Regions from separate parts of the Mus musculus genome. Here region 1 is linked to region 2. Evidence: chromatin loops called from intact Hi-C (ENCODE). Cell type or tissue: left cerebral cortex. All regions are shown on one strand. Links, peaks and the distances in the headings refer to the core of each region. The heading gives the core; the rest is flanking DNA.

Evidence for each region. A loop is a pair of places that touch in the nucleus more often than their neighbours do. Peaks named below come from ENCODE experiments on the same cell type or tissue, not always from the same donor. Only the 100,000 strongest peaks of a DNase experiment are listed, where the experiment ranks them.
Region 1: it touches region 2 in a loop (3-fold over the local background); 5 of 42 quality-filtered maps call a loop at or near these places.

Annotation. Positions count from the first base shown.
Region 1 is chr8:105,754,179-105,764,094 of GRCm38, forward strand. Gfod2 (glucose-fructose oxidoreductase domain containing 2) reads right to left here and starts at 4,429. Exons shown (of 3, transcript NM_027469.5): 1 at 4,276-4,429. In left cerebral cortex, for the core only: no CTCF peak of the experiment used is centred there; DNase peaks (open chromatin) are centred at 4,035 and 4,504; H3K4me3 peaks cover 1,931 bases; H3K27ac peaks cover 821 bases.
Region 2 is chr8:105,822,282-105,832,197 of GRCm38, forward strand. Ranbp10 (RAN binding protein 10) reads right to left here and starts at 4,927. Exons shown (of 14, transcript NM_145824.5): 1 at 4,669-4,927; 2 at 3,797-3,908. The coding sequence starts at 4,903. It overlaps Tsnaxip1 (translin-associated factor X (Tsnax) interacting protein 1), which reads left to right and starts at 5,463. Exons shown (of 16, transcript NM_024445.4): 1 at 5,463-5,546. The coding sequence starts at 5,506. In left cerebral cortex, for the core only: a CTCF peak has its summit at 5,295; DNase peaks (open chromatin) are centred at 5,055 and 5,402; H3K4me3 peaks cover 2,245 bases; H3K27ac peaks cover 875 bases.

The DNA of each region.
Region 1 (9,916 bases), core at 2,091-7,090, 69 kb before region 2:
CATATAAATCTTTAAAAGTTTGGCTTTTTCACCTTCAAATATAAACTGCTTTGCTTTACTGTAGGGCTTCACACATGTGCAGAAGAAAACTCTACTATTGAGCCACAAGCCCCAGCTCCTAGGCTGACTTTCAAGTTAATTAATAAAAAACTGACTTTTTGTGTAAGACCAAGTCTTATTATACTACATACAAATTCTCAAAACCGAAATCTCTGATGCCATTTTTCTCCTAAATGCTTTCTGGATCCATCTGCGGCTCTACCTAAGGACCACCCCATTATGAGTTTGCACAGGTGAACTTCCAAGCACTAGAAAGGCAACAAGGCCATTTCTCATGTCCCATGAGTGGTGCCTGATTCCCGTTTTCTTTTTCTTTTTTCCCCTCTTTCTTTCCCCTCTCACTCCCCCCTCCCCCTCTTTCTCTCCCCACTATGTAGCTCTGGCTATCCTAGAACTCAGGAATGTCCGCCTGCCTCTGTTTCCCAAGCACTGGGATTAAAGGCCAGGCCTGGCTCACTCCTATTTTATACACAACTCACCCCTGTGTCACAGATTCACTTTACCAGATGGCACCAAATGCCTTTTTTATTTCTCATATAGAAAAGCCAGAGTGTGAGTTCAGTGAAAGTCCACCTGTGAGCATTACTGGCTTATCTGGGACGGGTTCCTTGCAGTTGACCTGTCAAACACTAGTGATTACTTTATTGCAGGTCAGGCCTGATAGCTGCCCTCACTTACCCTGAAAATAGAGTGGGAGCCAAGCAATCATTTGTCAAAGGTTTCATCGTCATGGTAACTTAGAAACACCTGGACAGTCACCTATAAGTCCACACTGCTCTGAAAAAAGTGTCAAGTTGTAGAACTCAGGGAAAAAAAATGCACACCAAGCCCTGAAGCACAGTGCAGCCACATCTAAGCAGTACATAGCCCAACAATGTCTTGGTAGTTAAGAATACTTATTGCTATGGCAAATGACCTAGGTTCGGTTCCTAGCAATGACATAACAACTCATAGCCATGTATAACCTCAGGACTAGGAGATCTGACAGCCTCTTCTGGCCTCCACAGGCATCAGGCACACATACATGTAGGCAAACACACACACACACACACACACACACACACACACGTTTTTTAAAAATGTTATTTTGCAAGGTTTGTAACTCTCTAGCTCCAAAATTTTAAAATTTTATATGTATGGGTGTTTTTTCTACATGAACATCTGTGCTATGTGTATGCACCCATGGAGGCCAGAAGAGGATGTTGGATTCCCTAGAACTATATTACAAATGGTTGTGAGCTGCCATGTGGGTGCTGGGAATCAGACCTAGGTCCTCCCAAAGAGCAGCCAGCCGTCCTAACCACTTAACCACATTTCTCTAGCCTTCCAAAATAGATCTTTTTTAAAAACTCATACTTGGGGTTGGAGCCATGGCTCAGCAGATGAGAGCATTTGTTATTCCCTGAACTATCCATAAATCCAATTCCAGGGGTTCTGAATCTCTTTGGTGTCCAATGGCACCAGGCATGCTCCTGCAGGCAAAATTTAAAACAAAACAAAATAAAATAAAATCTTACTTAGCTATGAGAAAGAGGATAGCTAAAAAATTCCAGACTGACTTGGGCCACAAAGTGAGATCCTGGCTCAAAAAATAATCATGTGTACATGTCTTCACTGAGACAGGTTCGTTCTTTCTTTCTTTCTTTCTTTTCTTTTCTTTTTTTTTTTTTTTTTTTTTTTTTGGTTTTCCGAGACAGGGTTTCTCTGTGTAGCCTTGGCTGTCCTGGAACTCACTTTGTATACCAGGCTGGCCTCGAACTCAGAGATCCACCTGCCTCTGCCTCCCGAGTGCTGGGATTAAAGGCGTGCACCACCATGCCCGGCCCTTTTTTTTTTTTTTAAAGACAAAACCTCACTCTGAGATGTATATTACTACAGAAATCATATATCTGAATTTTCTAGGGTTTTATTGGTGTTGGTTGCACTTTTTTTTTTCTCCTGGTTTTTACCACAAAGATCGGGCTGGCCTCAAACTTTCAGGAATCTTCTTGCCTCTGGCTCTTGAACGCTAGGATTGCAGGCATTCGCTACCACCTGGCCTTTGTACATTTTATTTAAAGTTTTTATTTTAGATTTATTTTAAGTTGTAAGTGTTTTGTCTGCGTGTGTGTGTGTGTGTGTGTGTGTGTGTGTGTGTCTACTGTATGGAGGCCTGGTGTCTTAGGAGGCCAGAAGAGAATGCCAGACTCTCTGGAATTACATTTATGGGTGGCAAGCCCCACACGAGTGCAGGGAAATCAGCCTTTCCTCTGCAAGAGCATCAAGAGTTCTTTACCACTGCGCCATCTCTCTACACGGCCCCCTTCTTTGTGTTTTAAGACTGCCCCAGAACTTGCCATCTTCTTGCTTCCATATCCTGGGTGCTAGGATTATAGGCATTTATCAGCCTCACACACACACACACACACACATACACACACACCACAAAAGTGGCTGATCAGGTAAAAAGTATCCGCTGCCCAGCCTGACATCCAAGTTTTAGCCCCAGGATCCACATGGTAGGTCTAGATGTCCCCGACCTCCATATTCATACACACAAAATTAATTAATAAGTTGTAAAAAAAACTATTTTTAATGGAAGACTACAGATCTACATCAATTAATACAGCGCATGCCTGGCACACACAACGCCCTGGGTTCAATTCCCAATGCTTTATAAAACCAGACATGGTAGTACACTCTCAGCCCGTGGCAGGCAGAGGCAGGAGGGCCAGAAGTTCAAGGTCATCTTTAGCTACACAGCGAGTTTGAAGCCAAATCTCAATAAATAAATTGAATAATTAAAGGATTAGACCCAGACCAATAATTTTATAGGAAAAGTGAGACAACACATAATAAGAGTACATTCCTTACAACAGAATTTTTATCTATAAAATATAGATTCTACCAAAAGAACTGCCTACAAAAATCTCCACTTCTGGGCTCCAAAACATGTTTTCAATTCTAGTCCTAAAGAGTTAATTTTCTCGATTTCTGTAAAATGGGTGTCCTGCAGCTTTTGTGTTCTCTGGTGTAGTTTTTCAGGAGGAAGTGAGTTTCCTATCACAAACAAATCTAGCTTCCCCTACTCAAAGACAATCATCTTCTCTTTACCACTTCATATCATACGGGCTGTTTCTTTCAACTGAATGGTCTTCCATTAAGAAGTCTTTGTGCGCGGGCAGTGGTGGCACACGCCTTTAATCTCAGCACTCAGGAGGCAGAGGCAGGTGGATTTCTGAGTTCGAGGCCAGCCTGGTCTACAGAGTGAGTTCCAGGACAGCCCGGGCTACACAGAGAAACCCTGTCTCGAGGGGGGAAAAAATAAAAAAGTCTTTGTGGCCACAAATCATAAAGTTAGTGCTGCGGCCGGTTTTCATTTCTTTCTCATGTACTCTTTACTTAGCAGGACACTGGGAGCAAGGAACATAAGTGTAAGATAACTTCCTTGCTGTCTATCCAACGCAATTTTATACCTTTACATTTCCGTCCTGTTCTTTAGATTCTGAGGCAGTCCGGAAGGCAAACTGTCCTCATGGCCATTCACCAATGCCCATCTCTCCAGGCATGTCTTTCCTCACCAGGGCTGTAATAAAGCCCTGACAGAAACACCTCATCTCATCTTTTGTTTCCACAAGTCCATCCGTTTGTTTGTTTGTTTGTTTCCTGAGCTACAAAAGCAGGCCATGGCCAACCAGGCACTCAGGCAGGGCTGGCAGGGTAAATCAAATGCTTCTAGGATGTTCCTTTTTCAAGCTTTTACCTGAACACCAGTTTCTTACATACTTTCTGCCTCAAGTGCAATCTCATTTTTCAATAGCTAGTAAGGCGACGAGTCCTTTGTCTGAAGTGTCCACACCTCACAAATCCTCATCCACAAAGCGCCCATCCTCACTCAGGTAATGGGGTGATCTGCTCCGCAATGGGCGGGGTAGCCTAGGGTTTCACATCTTTATGGGGATGGGTTAGGTTCAAGCAAGATCCTTACAGGATCCAAAATTCTGCGTCCGAATGTAGCAGGTCCCATCTCCGAGGTGGAGAAAACGAACCTCGGAGCGACCTCGTACTCAATGCCGTGCACACACTGGCATTTAGCACAGCCCTCCTCCAGCCAGGGCCCCCGCGTATACTCGCTTCCAACCTCCGGAGCCGGGCGGCGGCAGAGGCCGGGCCAGCGCCCGCTCCCGGCCGCGCCATGCCCTCTTTCACCCTCGCCCGCCGCCGGCTGCCTCTCACCTGGCATGCTGGCATTGCCCGCCCAGAGCTGCACGAGAGACCATGGATCCGGAGGGGTTTCCGAGGCCGTCCGCCTGCCCTGAGGGAGGCTAGTGCGGATGCGCGCGCGCCGGAATCCAAAGCACCGATACCGGGAACACGCCGCCTGGTTTCTAAGGAACAGGGGTCTCTGGTACGGAGGGGCGGGGCGGCAGGAGGACAGCGCATGCTCAGTGATGGGAGGTGGACCCGCGGGAGGCGGGGCCGGGATGAAGAGCTGCGCATGCTCGCGCCTTGGGGGTGGTGCTTGGGAAACCTTCAGGGAGCCTATTGCTGTCAAGTTTTCGGTGGTAGATGTGTTGATGGTAGCTGTGCTTCCAGCTTCGGGCGCTCTCAGATTTGCCAACCGGCCTCAAGAATGTAGATAGATGCTTTAGAGTGTTTCCTGGAATGAAGGTCTCGACAACGACCTATGTAGAAGCACAGGTATCTCCAACTGGTCGGATTTCTTTTTTGTTCGTTTTTTTTTTTTTTTTTTTTTAGTTTGTTTGTTTGTTTTTTGTTTTTTTTTCGAGACAGTGTTTCTCTGTATAGCCCTGGCTGTCCTGGAACTCACTTGTAGACCAGGCTAGCCTCGAACTCAGAAATCCGCCTGCCTCTGCCTCTTCCTCTGCCTCCCAAGTGCTGGGATTAAAGGTGTGCGCCACCATGCCGGGCCTGGTCAGATTTCTTGACAGGAAAGATTGGCTTTCGTGTTTGCTCAGGTGTCTGGTCTCTTTCTCTGGGTGTTCTTTAGTTGTTCTTTAAACGTCGTTTCTCTTTTAGGCTGTAATCTGAAGTTCCCCTGACCTCCTTATGGAGCCTGTGTTCTCCCAGGGAAATACATCTTGTAATGAGGTCAGCCTTAGTTTTACAGTGAAGCCGGTTGACTTCAGTGTGAAATTGGCTCTGTAGAATGTGACTGGGTTGGTTTTTTGTTTATGTATGTGTGTGGGAAGACTCTCTTGGTTACTTCTTAGTTGCAAAAAGGGAGGCTCCCAGTCCTCATCCCACAGCAAGCTGGAGAGATAGACTATGCCTGCTGACCTGAGGGGGTTCTGTGACCCTTTATCAGTTGTAGGACTTGCCACCATTACCACTTTGTCTCTACCCCTGGCAACTTCCAGAGTGAAACAAAATCTTAACTTTGAATCCTCTTCTTCAAATGGGCCTTTGTCTCCTGTCCATTGGAGACAAAGGATCAGAGTTAAAAATAAAAAGTGGATGTGCTGGGCTGGAGAGGTGGCTCAGTGGTTAAGAACACTGACTGCTCTTGCAGAAGACCAGGGTTCAGTTCCCAGCAACCACATGGTGGCTCACAGCCATCTGTAATGGGATCTGATACACTCTTCTGGTGTGTCTGAAGACAACAACAATGTACTTGTATAAATAAAAATATCTTTTTTAAAAATTGGATGTACTTTTTTTTATTTCTTGACCATGGTAATTCTTAGATCAAGGTTTTTCAGTAGGGATACTACTGTCATTTGAAGCATGATAGTTTTTTGTTGGCTAGAGCCTTTTGCTATAGGATGCTTAACAGTATCCTTGGCCTCTACCCAGTAGACGTCATTTGCATACAACTCCAGTTGTGTCTACCAAAAGTTACTTATCTGATTTCCCATTTCTTCCTCATTAACTCTTCCTTAAGAATTGTAGCTGGCTGGGCGGTGGTGGGTGGTGGCGCACACCTTTAATCCCAGCACTTGGGAGGCAGCGGCAGGTGAATTTCTGAGTTCGAGGCCAGCCTTGTCTACAGAGTGAGTTCCAGGACAGCCAGGGCTACACAGAGAAACCCTATCAAAAACAAAAAAAAACAAAACCAAACAAAACAAAAATAAAAGCAAACCTTTTCTAAGAACATATCACCTTCAGTAAACCTACCTCCAGTAACTTAGCCACCACCTGCTTCCTTTTTCTTTTTGTAACATTTTTTATTTTATTTTATTTTATTTTTTTTTTTTTTGAGACAGAGTTTCTCTGTGTAGCCTTGGCTGTCTTGGCACTCACTTTGTAGCCCAGGCTGGCCTCAAACTCAGAAATCTGCCTGCCTCTGCCTCCCAAGTACTGGGATTAAAGGCGTGTGCCACCACTGACCAGCTTTTCTTGTAACATTATTAACCATCATAGTTGTTCTAATCAAAGCTTGTTTATTCACCAATTACCCATATTGTGCCAACATTTTTCTCCTGAGTACTTCTAACCCTCATTTTTCCCTGTGGGCTACGAGTCACACCCTAGTTAGCACCTTTATCTTTGTAGTCTTACCTCATGGTTGACATCAGCATAATTTACTGTATCCATTTTCTGCACAAAGCCCTGGTTTTGAGGATTCAGGAGACCCAGTCATACAAGACTCATGGAAGTACTTGTGGCCCTGTTTGCTTAACACTACTTATTCGTGCTATCATCCCCTAGTTCCAATGAATAGAAACATTGACCTTACCTTTTAAGGCTGGGAAGAAAGCCCAGAAAATCAATAACATTTTCCTTTTTTTGATAGGGATCAAACCAAGGGATTTGTGTGTGTGAGGTGTCTTGGTTTCTTTTACTGTTGGTGTGATAAAATACCCCAACAAAAACAACTTAAGGGAGGAAGTTTATTTGGCTCATGATCCTGAGCTGCAGTTCATTATTATGGGAAAGTTAAGGTAGGAGAGAAGCTTGAAGTAGCTAGTCATATTACATCAAGAACAGGGATAAAGGGGCTGGAGAAGTAGTTCAGCAGTTAAGAGCATTTGCTGTTTTTGCAAAGGACCTGAGTTCAGTTCCCAACACCCATATGAAACCTCATAATTATGCATAACTTGAGTACCAGAGACTTGAAGACCTCCAAGAGAACAGGACATACCGGTGGTGTACAGACATGTGTGCAAGCAAAACATACACATAAAAACAAAAAGAAGACAAAACCAAGAAGGAATGAACGCATGCCGCTGCTCAGCCTGATCACTCAGTCTTAGACAGCCCAGGGTCCTTTGCCTACGGAATGGTCCATACACTGTGACAGGCCCTGACCTTAGTCCAACTGAAGCCATGTTAGAGACACCATTTTAACCTTAGAACCCAGTACACGTACCCCAACACCTGCCAAAATGGAAACAAAGACCTAATAATTCATCTAAGACCTAGTCCACAATTCCAGGATCTGGGAAAGTCCTTAAATATACTAATCTTGTTTGTTTGTTTGTTTGTTTGTTTGTTTTGGCTTACTAATCTTGTTTTTTGTCTTCTGTAGTTTTGCTTTTTACTGATTGTTCTCGCTAATCAAGGTGTTTCAATTAGGATGTGGTTTTTGTACATAAAAGGCAAAAAAAAAAAAAAAAAGTGATCCTGGAGCTGCATGATGCAGGCAAGCTTCCCATGCAGGTGCAGGCCAGCACTACAGACTTTCTATTCAGTTCTCACAGCTTCTGTGTGTTGGGCTGGGAGACAGCTTAGTGGTTAACAGCACTGACTGCTCTTCTAGAGGACCCTGGGTTCTACGCAGAATTCCAATTCCAGGGGATCTGACACTCTTTTCTGATCTTCAAGGGCATCAGGTGCACATGTTACCTAGATATACATGCAGGCACACACCAATACACATAAAATAAGGTTTAAACAAACAGAAGGAAGTCTGTGTGTTTTCTTGGGAAGAACATTCACAACATTCTGGAGGCCTCAGCGAGATGGACGTCCAAATCCAAAAGAGTCATTATCAAGCACCTTTCCTAGACCAGCCCTGTAAATGATGCTGTACAACTGTAGCCATCAATTCAGCAATCCTCCTGTCAGACAGTAACCTCAAAAGAGCCTCTCCACAACTGCCTAGAATGGACTGATATGGTCCAACCCTTCAGACATGACCTAACAGAAGTAGAAGAGATACTGGACACTAATGGGATCAGTTTTGTTTAAGATGGAATCAGGTATCCTGGGGCCACAGTTGTCACCCTGGATAGTATAGTGTGGGTACAGCCCCGTAGCTGAGGGGGAAAAAAAGAGCTGAGCTTCTGGCATTAACCCAGGCACTTTGCTGGAAGAAAGGTAAATCTAGCACTGTATATACAGATATTTGGTATGGATTTGCCACAGCTCATGTCCATGACATGCTTTAAAGGGGATGGGGTGGGTCCTCACCTTTGCCAGAAATCTTGTCCCCATTAGAGGCCATACAGCTGCCAAAAGAGATACCCATTGTCCATTGCGAAGGGCATCAAAAGGGAACAGAGCAGCAGACTTAGTCACTCATAAGGCAACCCTAGAACCAATGGGGCATCTTCAGATCTTGATCACCCTGCCCAAACCAAATTGTTCCAATGCCTAAACTATACACAAAAAGAACCCAATGGACAAAAAAGGAAAATGCTGAGAAGGTTAAAAATAGATGGCTGTTCTTGCTGGACAAACTCCCTACTATTCTGGAAAGACAAATAGTCACCAAACTCCACCAGGCCATCCACATAGGGGCATCCAAACCTGCTGAGTAACTGAGGCCCAGGTATTACAGCCTTCAACTAGACAATCTTGTCAAAAACATTGTGTCCAGATGATCCACTTGTACACATGTGAAACCCAAAGGAGAAAGAAAAAAAAAAGTCCTAGAAGGAGCCCATACCCAAGAAAGCACCCCCGGAGAACATTGAGAGGTAAACTTTACAGAGATAACCCTCACCATTCTACTGGGCAGTGGTGGTGCATGCATTTAATCCCAGCACTCAGGAAGGAGAGGCCGACCTATCTCTGTGAGTTCAAAGGAAGCCTGGTCTACAGAGGTTGTTCTAGGGCAGTCAAGACTACACAGAGAAACTCTATCTTGGAAAAAAAAATTCTTGTGAATAAAGAATTTGTTAGTTTTCACAGATACCTTCTCTGGGTGGGTGGAAGCCTATTCCAAATGGAGACAGCCTCAGTAGTCACTACTCAGTAGACCTCTGGGAGTTAACGCCTTGATTTAGAGTTGTGCTCTCCTCGAAGTCCAACAACAGCCTGGCCTTCACAGCCAAAGTTTCCCCAAATTTGACTAAGGTCCTAAATGGTGACTGAAAACTATATTGCATCTATAGGTTACAGAGCTCAGGATAGGAACAAAGGGTAAGTAGGACCTTTAAATAATATGTCTTTGAAACTGGCAAAAATTTGGCCAACCTCCTACCATTTCCTTTTTTTGGGCCAAATGGACCCAATATCAAGAAGATTTCACCTCACTTATACTTTTATCTTGGAGGCTTTGCTATCTCCTTCCTAAGCTGTTTGTGAAGCAGAAATTACTAACCCCCCCCCTAAGTCCTTACAGACCCTGCAACAAGCCCAGTGGTATCCTCATCAGAGAATTTGAGCCTGCACATAAGTTCCAGACCGGTGACTTTGTGTGGGTAAAGAGGATCTGGATACTAATCCTGGAGCCAACATGGGAAGGCCCTACGGTTCTTACCACTTCTAAAGCAGAGAAAGTTACCAGTGGATACACCATACCCAGCTGAAGGAGTAGTGACAGCTGAGGACAGTGACAGGTTGTCATGAGGTCCTCCAACCACCTATGGATGACAGGGCCTAAAGACTGGACTGTGGTTGTTCTGTCTTGTCTGACTATGGAAAAGGCCCACAACCTTAATAAGCTAAGACCCTGAGTATGAGACTT
Region 2 (9,916 bases), core at 2,963-7,962:
TCAGACACGTGTCTGGAATCAGGCAAGGACATCTGACAGGTGAGGCGATTGCACATCTTAAGCCCTGCAGCCAGGGCAGGCTACCAAACATCTCAGGGACTCACCCACAAAACAAGTCTATCTATCGTCATTTGCGCCAGTCATTTTCTAGAGATGCTCAAATAAGACAACACAGGAAGGCTACAAAACCAATAGCTATAGCTGCAGTTAATGCTTGTGCCATCAACAAGACCTGAGTCAGAAATATACTTCCGCCGGGCGTGGTGGCGCAGCCTGGCGTGGTGGTGCTCGCCTTTAATCCCAGCACTCGGGAGGCAGAGGCAGGCGGATTTCTGAGTTCAAGGCTAGCCTGGTCTACAGAGTGAATTTCAGGACAGCCAGGGCTATACAGAGAAACCCAGTCTCAAAAAACCAAAAAAAAAAAAAAAACAAAAAACAAAAAACAAAAAAAAAAAGAAATATACTTCCAACATCAATGGAGAGGCACTGTCTCCCTGTTGGCCTCCTCAAAAGCCAAACCTGAAATGGAGTTCTGTACACAGCCAGGGCTACACAAAGAAACCCTGTCCTGAAAAAAAAAAACAAAAAACAAACAAAAAAAAAAAGAAAAGAAAAAGAAAAAGAAAAACCTGACCTATACTATGTGGCTCATACCAATAACTAGTTTTATCTCAACCACAAAAAGCCTTTCAGGGATTCCAGAAAGTAGCCTTGGGGAGTTATATACCCACCCCTATCTTACTGCTTTAGTTGTCTGTCAACTGAAGCAAGCCACTACAGACACAGACACACACACACACACACACATATCACACATGATTTTATAAATTTAAGCCTTCCAGATCAACTCAACAAGTGTATTCAACATATGTAAAAACACCAAGAATAGGTCCCGGGAATGTGGCTGGTTGGTAGAGTACCTGCCTCCTGTCTAAGCAGCTCAGGGTATGATTCCCAGCACCGTCTACATCAGGTAGAGTAGCATATGTCTGTTATCCTAGCACTGGGGAAGTAAAGGCTGGAGGATCATGAGTTCTAGGTCATCGTTCGTCATAACAAATTAGAAGCCAGCCTGGAATACATGGAACTTTGTTATTTAAAAAGGAAAGCAAAGGCTGGGAAAAACACTCTTCATTTTGTTGAGACAGGATCTCATTATGTAGCCCTGGCTGGTCTGGGATTTGCCATGGAGGTCAGCCTGTCTCCCTCAGCCTCCATTGTTGGAGATTAAAGGTGTGCATCACAGTGTAAGCAACACAACACTCTTACACGCTCTAACACAGCTTACACTCTAACACAGCTTACACACTCTAACACAGCTTACACTCTAACACAGCTTACAGGCTCTAACAAGGCTTACAGTCTAACACAGCTTACACACTCTAACATAGCTTAGAGTCTAACACAGCTTACACGCTCTAACACAGCTTACACGCTCTAACACAGCTTACACGCTCTAACACAGCTTACACACTCTAACACAGCTTTCTTCAGTAAGAGCCACTGACATCTAAAAGGGCAGCTGAAGGAATCCAGATCTCTACGTTTAAATATTCCCCTTCTGAAAACCTGCTCTTGTCTCTCACTGGCTCAGCCCTTATCTGTGAAAAAAGGCCACAAAGAAAAGATCCATTTTCCTCCCTACAAGCTTAAGAAGTACACCCATCAGTCTCCCTGGCAATATCTGAGTCCAACACCACATCTTAGTCAACACTGTAACTATTTTTGAGGTGTTTGGAGTTTTTTTGGGTTTTTTTGTTTTTTGGTTTTTGGTTTTTTAAGACAGGGTTTCTCTGTATAGCCCTGGCTGTCCTGGAGCTCACTTTGTAGACTAGGCTGGCCTCAAACTCAGAAATCAGCCTGCTTCTGCTGGGATTAAAGGCATGCGCCACCACGCCCGGCAAGGTGGGTTTTTTTTTTTTTTTGGTTTTTCGAGACAGGGTTTCTCTGTATTGTCCTGGCTGTCCTGGAACTCACTTTGTAGACCAGGCTGGACTCAAACTCAGAAATCCGCCTGCCTCTGCCTCCCGAGTGCTGGGATTAAAGGCGTGCGCCACCACGCCCAGCCTAAGGTGTTTGTTTTAAGAGGTCATTCTCATTGATACTGACTTAAACATTTAAATATGTTTTATCTGATGGTAGAGAGAAATATTAATCTTAAGTCTTCCAGCAAATGTAAGTTTTCTATCTGCAAATGAAGCAGATGGGAATGAAAGTTAAAGATGCGACAGATTCCCTTGATTAAAATTCTAAAGTCACTGAATGTTAAGGCTAAAGGCAGTTTAGATCCCAGAATGACTGTGATGAGACTCAAGCCCCAAGATGTACTCAAGTCCGAGGCCCCTCCAAGGCCAGGATGTCACAAAGTCACTAAGAAAACATTCAAGGCTCCGATCCCAACAGTTCTGCCCAGACTCAGCCTTTTTGTTTTTTTATTTTGTTTTGAGACAGGGTCTAATGAAATAATCCTGGCTGTCCTGGAACTCACTTTGTAGACCAGGCTGGCCTCTACAGAGATCTGCCTGCTTTCTCCCCACCCCACCCTACTTGTGCTGGGATTACAGCCTTGCAACACCATGCTCAGTTCAGGCTCAGCGTCTAAACCTGGCATTTTGCACACAACATAAGTGAGACAGTTGTTAGGAGACAAAAGTTATCTAAAAGCTTAAAAACACACACTCAGGTCCACATGAATGCCACTGGTAGGATTTGCAATCCTCCCATAATAGACCTAAGAAAACCTATCCCTTAGCTGGGTGATGGTAGTGCTGATCGCACACACCTTTAATCCCAGCATTCAGGAGGCAGAAGTAGAGGCAGGTAGATCTCTCTGAGTTCAAGACCAGCCTGGTCTATGGAGCAAGCTCCGGAACAGTCAGGGCTACACAGAGAAACCCCACGAAAGAAAGAAAGAAAGAAAGAAAGAAAGAGAGAGAGAGAGAGAGAGAGAGAGAGAGAGAGGAAGGAAGGAAGGAAGGAAGGAAGGGAGAGAGAGAGAGAGAGAGAGAGAGAAAGAGAAAGAGAGGAAAAAAAAAAGAAGGGAAAAAAAGAAAGCTTGTCCCAAAATAGTTACAGTCACATTCTGGAGTAGCTTGGGACATCTGCTTTGTGACAATTACTAGATGGATTAAGGAGACTGGAGGAATAAGGAAGAGAAGGACAAATGTCCCCTCTGATACCTTGTGTCTGCTTAGGTCACCCTAAAATAGGGAGTCTCCCTAATGCTGACTTTAATAAGACCTTCCTAAAGCTGGTCCAACTGGTGTTCAAGTCCTTGGACTGAAAAACAAGTTTATGAGCAGCAAGGTCACCTGACTTTGACTGTGTGAACACTGTTTATCCAGATGACAGTGGCTGCCACAGCTTTGAAGAGAGCTGCGCAGACTCTGCTGTCCCTTTGAAGCTTCCTGATGCCTCTCCTTGTCTCAGTGCCATAAAAAGGAACCTCAACCTCGAAAACAAGGGAAGTCACAAACACCACATGCTAGCAGGGGAAACCCCACTTGCCCTTTGAATTGTTAATGTAACCTTGTTACTTACAACCCCGATCTATGACTATCTAATTACAATACAAAAAAAAGTGCCCTCCGCTCCACCTATAATGTGCCCACTGCTCTCAAAGCCCACTCACTGTTCAGACCAGATCGTGTCTCTAGTCAGAGGAGTGGTAGCCCGGATCCAAGTAGGTCAGCAGGCTAATATCAGTCCCTGATACTAGTTCAGGAGCTTCAAACACTGACAACGGGGAACATCAGTCCTATGTTGAGGAGGGAAAGGGATAGTTAAGTAGGCTTACCCATCTCTTCCTTTGCTGACAATCTTTACTTCAAAATAGTAAATACCACAGGCTGCTGGGATGGGGTGGGTGGCACGTACAGAGGCTGCATCTTTGTGATTTTTGCCATGACCTGATGTAAGAAGCCAAGGAAGGAATGTCAACACCAGAAAAACGCAAATGAAGGCCTCCTTTTTCTCTACGCCATGGTAAATTCAACCCTCCCTGGCCAGAAGAAGTTCTTGTACTCTCTGAGGAATAATAAGACAACTGAGTAAACACTTAAGCCTCCCGCCTTTAGATCATCTCCACCCCAGACCAACAGTCCTGACAGAGATATTGTCCTCCACAACAAACAAAACAAGGTAGATACAGGCAACAGAAGTGTGTGAGAGACACTGAATACTGTTGTCCGTCTCTCCAGAATCCAAACAGCCCAGCCTGGAGCCCAGGGGAAGGAAGTGGCAAAAATGGAAGTCACCAACAACAACTTTAGCACACAGCGCCTAGCCCAGTCCCGGGATGACTGGCAGCCAGGCAGCCCATGCACTTACTGTGGCAATGTTACCACCTCTTTTTGCAAAAAAAAGACTGAAACTAAGCCGTGGTAAAGGGCCTAGCATAAATTGGAGCCAGCTCAGGAAAGAAGGGTGGCCCTGAAGTGGAAGGTCCTGTCTAGTTTTGGACATTTAATGCAGTTGTCTCTGAGTCTAATATTTAGGAACAGAGCAAAGGAAGCAGGGTAAACCCCGGCCTGACCAACCCCTCTACTCTGGACGTTCCGCTGGGCTAAGGCCCAACTCTCAGAAAACCCGGGCAAAGAAAGGGAAAATGGGCACAGCCTCCCTGCAGACGCAGTAAACTTGTCTCCCAGCGGCCAGACCCGCTGATACCTTTGTAATGGACACGGAGGTTTCCCTGGGAGAGGCCGATGTAGTTGTACTTGTCCTTGGGGCTCCAGGAGCGCGGCAGCGGCGTCTCGTGCTGATTAACCGCAGGGTACAAGCGCTGCAGGCGCCGACTCAGTTCCTGCTCTCCAGGTGACGGTAGCCCGCCCCCGGAGTCCCCACCGGAGGAGTCCCCAGCCTGCGGGTTCCCAGCTCCCGGGTCTGCCGTCGCCGCCGCCATCTTGGAGGGAGCTGCTATTGTGTCACTGGGGGCGGGGAGGAGTGCAACCAGATTTGCCTTGCTCAGCCAATGGGCCGTGAGCATCCCAGGGTCGTAGGGAAACTGAGTCCGAGTCCCGGCAACCTTTCTCTGGACACTACTATACTTCGCCAGATTTAGACTACATATCCCACAATGCATAGCGCTGTAGAAGCCGGCCAACGAGGGTTCCTGGAGAACTTCGGAAGATGTAGTACATCACTGCTCACTCACAAGCCAGTACAACGAAGACTCCGAACCACTGAGAACTACCATTCCCGACTGGCCAAGTGGCCAGACCTCGAAGCTCGCCTTCCTCGTCCACGGTCTCACTTTATTCTTCTGCCTCAGTTCTGTAGCTAATATCAAATTTGCTGTATTGACTGGTTCTCAGAATACCCCATCCCCAGCTCCAGGTCTACTTTTACTGCTTGGCCTTTCTCCAGAGTGCTCACGGGGGCGGGGGCTGGAGGCGTGGCTCAACTGTGAGCCCGCCCTCAACGCAGAGGCTGCTGGGGTCTGGTCCCTATGGCAACGGACTGTACACTACCGCAACGGCTCAATCCTGCATCTGCTCCAAAGTCATGGCCAACCTACAGGAGCGTAAAAGTTTCTCCAAGCCAAGGTAGCACCTGGCCGGGCTGAGGGCGGGGAAGACTTGAATATTTCCAAAAAGAAAAATGACACTGATTCCGATCGCTGCACTGTCTGTTCTTTGGGTAGGACTTCAGCGCCGCAGAATCAGCGATACAGTTGTAATAGAATTGGGGCTGACTCGTCAGTCCAGTAAGAACGTTACAAGCTGCCAAAAGTGCAGGTGTACTTTATCGTAGATAGATGATCTTAGCTAGACACTAAAAAACGAAGTGCCTTATTATAATTATATGTGAAATTCTCACAACTCCTGTTTATAAGAAGCATTCAGTTTCCCACCTGCTCATTCCCAGTAGTGGAAGAAGGGCGAGAGAGGTGATTTCATTCTCAACTCTAATCTTTCAAGGTCTGCTGCCTTGGTAGAAAAAGGCTACAAAAGGACAGCCTGTTGAACAGTGAGAGTTGCAGGACAGTCAGGGCTATATGGAGAGACCCATCTTAAAATAAATGAATTAAAATAATAATAATAAGCCTACAGAGGTTCCAAGGACAGAAAATACCAATGTTATGATTGTCCCTGAAGGAAAAAAAAAGTCTCCGAGAAACAGGCAGCAGCAGGTTGAAAGAGACAACTGTTTCCCATCAAAGGCATAATCCAGGAAAATTACTGTCTATGAAAAAATATGTAATAGGGCTGGGGCTGTAGCTAGAACATGCCAGGACCTGGTTTGATCCCCAGCAACACACAGAATATGAAACAGACTCAGAATCTTCATTCATTAGGAAGGGAGCACAATGTAGTTTTTATAAGCTGAGTTTGATGGTTATGTGACATATTAATTCACAGTTCATGTAGTGACACACTGTTTCCCTTATAGAGATGCAGTGTGGGTTTTCTCCCTCAGACGTTAGAGAGGGTCAACAAGATGGACAGATCAGAGCTTAGCACAGTAGAATGTAAGCAGAACCTGATAAAAGAGACCTTAGAGTTTTATATTTCCTTGGAGAATGTTTCTCCTCCTATGTATGGGCTTTTCTCCCTTTGTTCTCATATCCCTGCTTGCTACTTTAATGGGTTGTCTGTGAAGGTCATTCAATACTAGGAAATTCTCCTGAGCACACATTGCCTGCAGCCATTTATAACACCGAGTTTTCACCACCATTGAGATATAAATGTAAATATTTTGCATTCCTCCTTGAGGTTTGGTGTTAAATCACTTTTTAAAAAATAGGAGTCTAGGTTGTGTGGTGATGGCGCACGCCTTTGAACCCAGCACTTGGGAGGCAGAGGCAGGCAGATTTCTGAGTTCGAGGCCAGCCTGGTCTACAGAGTTACAGAGTGAGTTCCAAGACAGCCAGGACTATACAGAGAAACCCTCTCTTGAAAAACCAAAAAAAAAAAAAAAAAAAAAAAAGGAGTCAAGGGGGCTGGAGAGATGGCTCAGTGGTTAAGAGCACTGACTGCTCTTCCAGAGGTCCTGAGTTCAATTCCCAGCAACCCCATGGTGGTTCACAACCATCTGTCATGAGATCTGATGCCCTCTTCTGGTGTGTCTGAAGACAGCTACAGTGTACTCATAAAATAAATGTTTAAATAAATAAATAAATAAATAAAAATGGGAGCCTAGATGGGCAGTAGTGGCACATGGCACTTGGAAGGCAGGGGCACGAGAATCTCTGAATTCAAGGCCGGCTTGGTCTCATAGAGAAACATGTCTTGAACACACACACATACACACACACACACACACACACACACACGCCTGAGAGATAAGTCAGCAGGTTAAGGATTGCCTGGTTCCCTTAATCTGATCCCCAGATCCCACATGGTAGAAGGACAAAAGTCATACCAACAAGTTGTCCTTTAATCTCCCCTGGACCCTATGGCTCACACATTAATACTCACAGAAAGAAAAGAAGGAAGAAAGAGAGGAAAAAGAAAACTTGGGGCTTGAGGAGGCTGCAGAGATGACTCAGCAGGTAAGCTCTTTCAGAAGACCTGAGTTTGACTCCCAGTGTCCACATCAGGTGGTTCACAACCACCTGTAATTCCAGCTACAGGGAGATCTGACATCTCTTGTGTCTGTGGACACCTGCACTCATGTACACACACAGATAACAAAAAATTAAGCCAGGCAGTGGTGGCGCATGCCTTTGATCCCAGCACTAGGGAGGCAGAGGCAGGTGGATTTCTGAGTTCAAGGCCAGCCTGGTCTACAGACAGAGTGAGTTCCAGTCAGGGATACAAAGAGAAACCCTGTCTCGAAAAACAATAAATAAATAAATAAATAAATAAATAAAATATTAGAGTCTAGAGAGATGGCTCAGTGATTAAGAGCACTGCCTGGCTGCTCTTCTAGAAAATCTGAGTGAGATTCCCAACACCCACAACTCTCTCAACTTCGGTTCCAAGAGATGCAATGTTCTCTTCTGCCCTCCTGGGGAAATACTCATACAAATAAAATAATAAAAATAAAATTTTAAATGAGAAAAGTAGTTAGGGGCTAGGGAGATGGCTCAGCGGTTAAGAACGCTGACTGTTCTTCCAAAGGTCTTAAGTTCAATTCCTAGCAACCACATGGTAATGGGCATCTGATGCCCTCTTCTGGTGTGTCAAAAGACAGTGACTGTGTGCTCACATACATAAAATAAATAAATCGTTAAAAGAAAAGTAGTTAGAAATTAAAAATAAACCAATAAGTACCTGTTTTAGGGTTTTACTGCTGTGAACAGACACCATGACCAAGGCAAGTTTTTTTTCTTGCTTCAAGTTTATTTGTAAAAACAGCATAGGACACTGATTATCTGCAAATAGTGTGTAGGTAGGTGTGTCACAGCAATCCATCTATCTTCACATTGGCAGGAGCCTTTTCTAAGGCAACTCTTATAAAGTACAACATATATTTGGGGCTGGCCTACAGGTTCAAAGGTTCAATCCATTATCAAGGTGGGAGCATGGCAGCATCATGGAAGGTATGGTACAGGCCGAGCTGAGAGTTCTACTTCTTCATCTGAAGGCTGATAGCGGAAGACTGACTTCCAGGCATTGAGGCATAGCTGTTTCTGCTGGTAATTCCAGTGCTCAGAAAGCAAAGGGAGGGAGATGGATACCAGGTTAACCCGGTCTCTGATTTTCAAGGTAGACTAGGATACTTAGTGAGAACCATGTCAAAATCAAGTTAAATAAATGAATGATTTTTTTTTGAAACAGTAATAGTGACTGATCTTGAGAAAAGAGTATTAAGAACCCAATGAGCAGGTTAAGTACTACATCTTGTTGCTCTCCAATATGTGACTTTTAAAAACAACAACAACAACAACAACAATCAGTATTGGAGACCCAACCTGAATCGCATGCCTATTAGGCAAGTCCTCTGCCATTGAGGTATATGCCCAGCTCCTCTAGTTTGTTTGATTTGAGAGAGGAGTTCACTGTGTACCCATTTGGCTTGGAACTCACTATGTGCAGCATGCTGGCCACAAAGAAAAATATACCTGTCTCTGACTCCCAAGTGCTGGGATTTAAGGTTTGCACCTAGCCCAACTCCCTTTCTGCCTTCTATCAACAGAAGATGTTAGCAAGGTACCCAGGGTGGCCTGAAACTTGCAATCCTCCTACCTCAGCCTCCTACGCAGCCAGGATTACAGGACTACTAGTCCATGACAGTCACAAACACATACACGTCAGGTGACACCTGTCCTTCTCTATAAGTTGCTTGTCCACGTTTGTGCGATGTTAAGTGGCACTAGAAGACTAGGGTTTGGGGTCTCACTGCCCCATTTGAGGGGCCTGAGGAATTCTGCAGAACAGAGTGTCCCAACTGGGTTCACATGTTTGAGTAATACTAGTCTTACTTTTTATTTGTTTTTTATTTTCTTTAGGTTTTTGGAAACAAGGTTTCTCCTTGTAGCTCTGGTTGTCCTGGAATTCTCTCTGTAGACCAAGCTGGCCTAGAACTCAGAGATCTACCTGCCTCTGCATCCAGAGTGCTGGGATTAAAGGCGTGTGCCACTAGCACCTGGCTCTAGTCTCACTTTTTTTTCTTTGAAAGATTTATTTAAGCTGGGCATGGTGGCTCACGCCTTTAATCCCAGCACTCGGGAGGCAGAGGCAGGTGAATTTCTCAGTTCGAGGCCAGCCTGGTCTACAAAGTGAGTTCCAGGACAGCCAAGGCTACACAGAGAAACCCCTGTCTCGAAAAACCAAAAAAAAAAAAAAAAAGTTTTATTATTTTAAATAAGTACACTGTAGCTGTCTTCAGACACACCAGAATAGGGCATCAGATCTCATAACAGGTGGCTGTGAGACACCATGTTGTTGTTGAACTCAGGACCTTTGGAAGAGCAGTCAGTGCTCTTACCTGCTGAGCCATCTTGCCAGCCTTAGTCTCTTTTTATTTT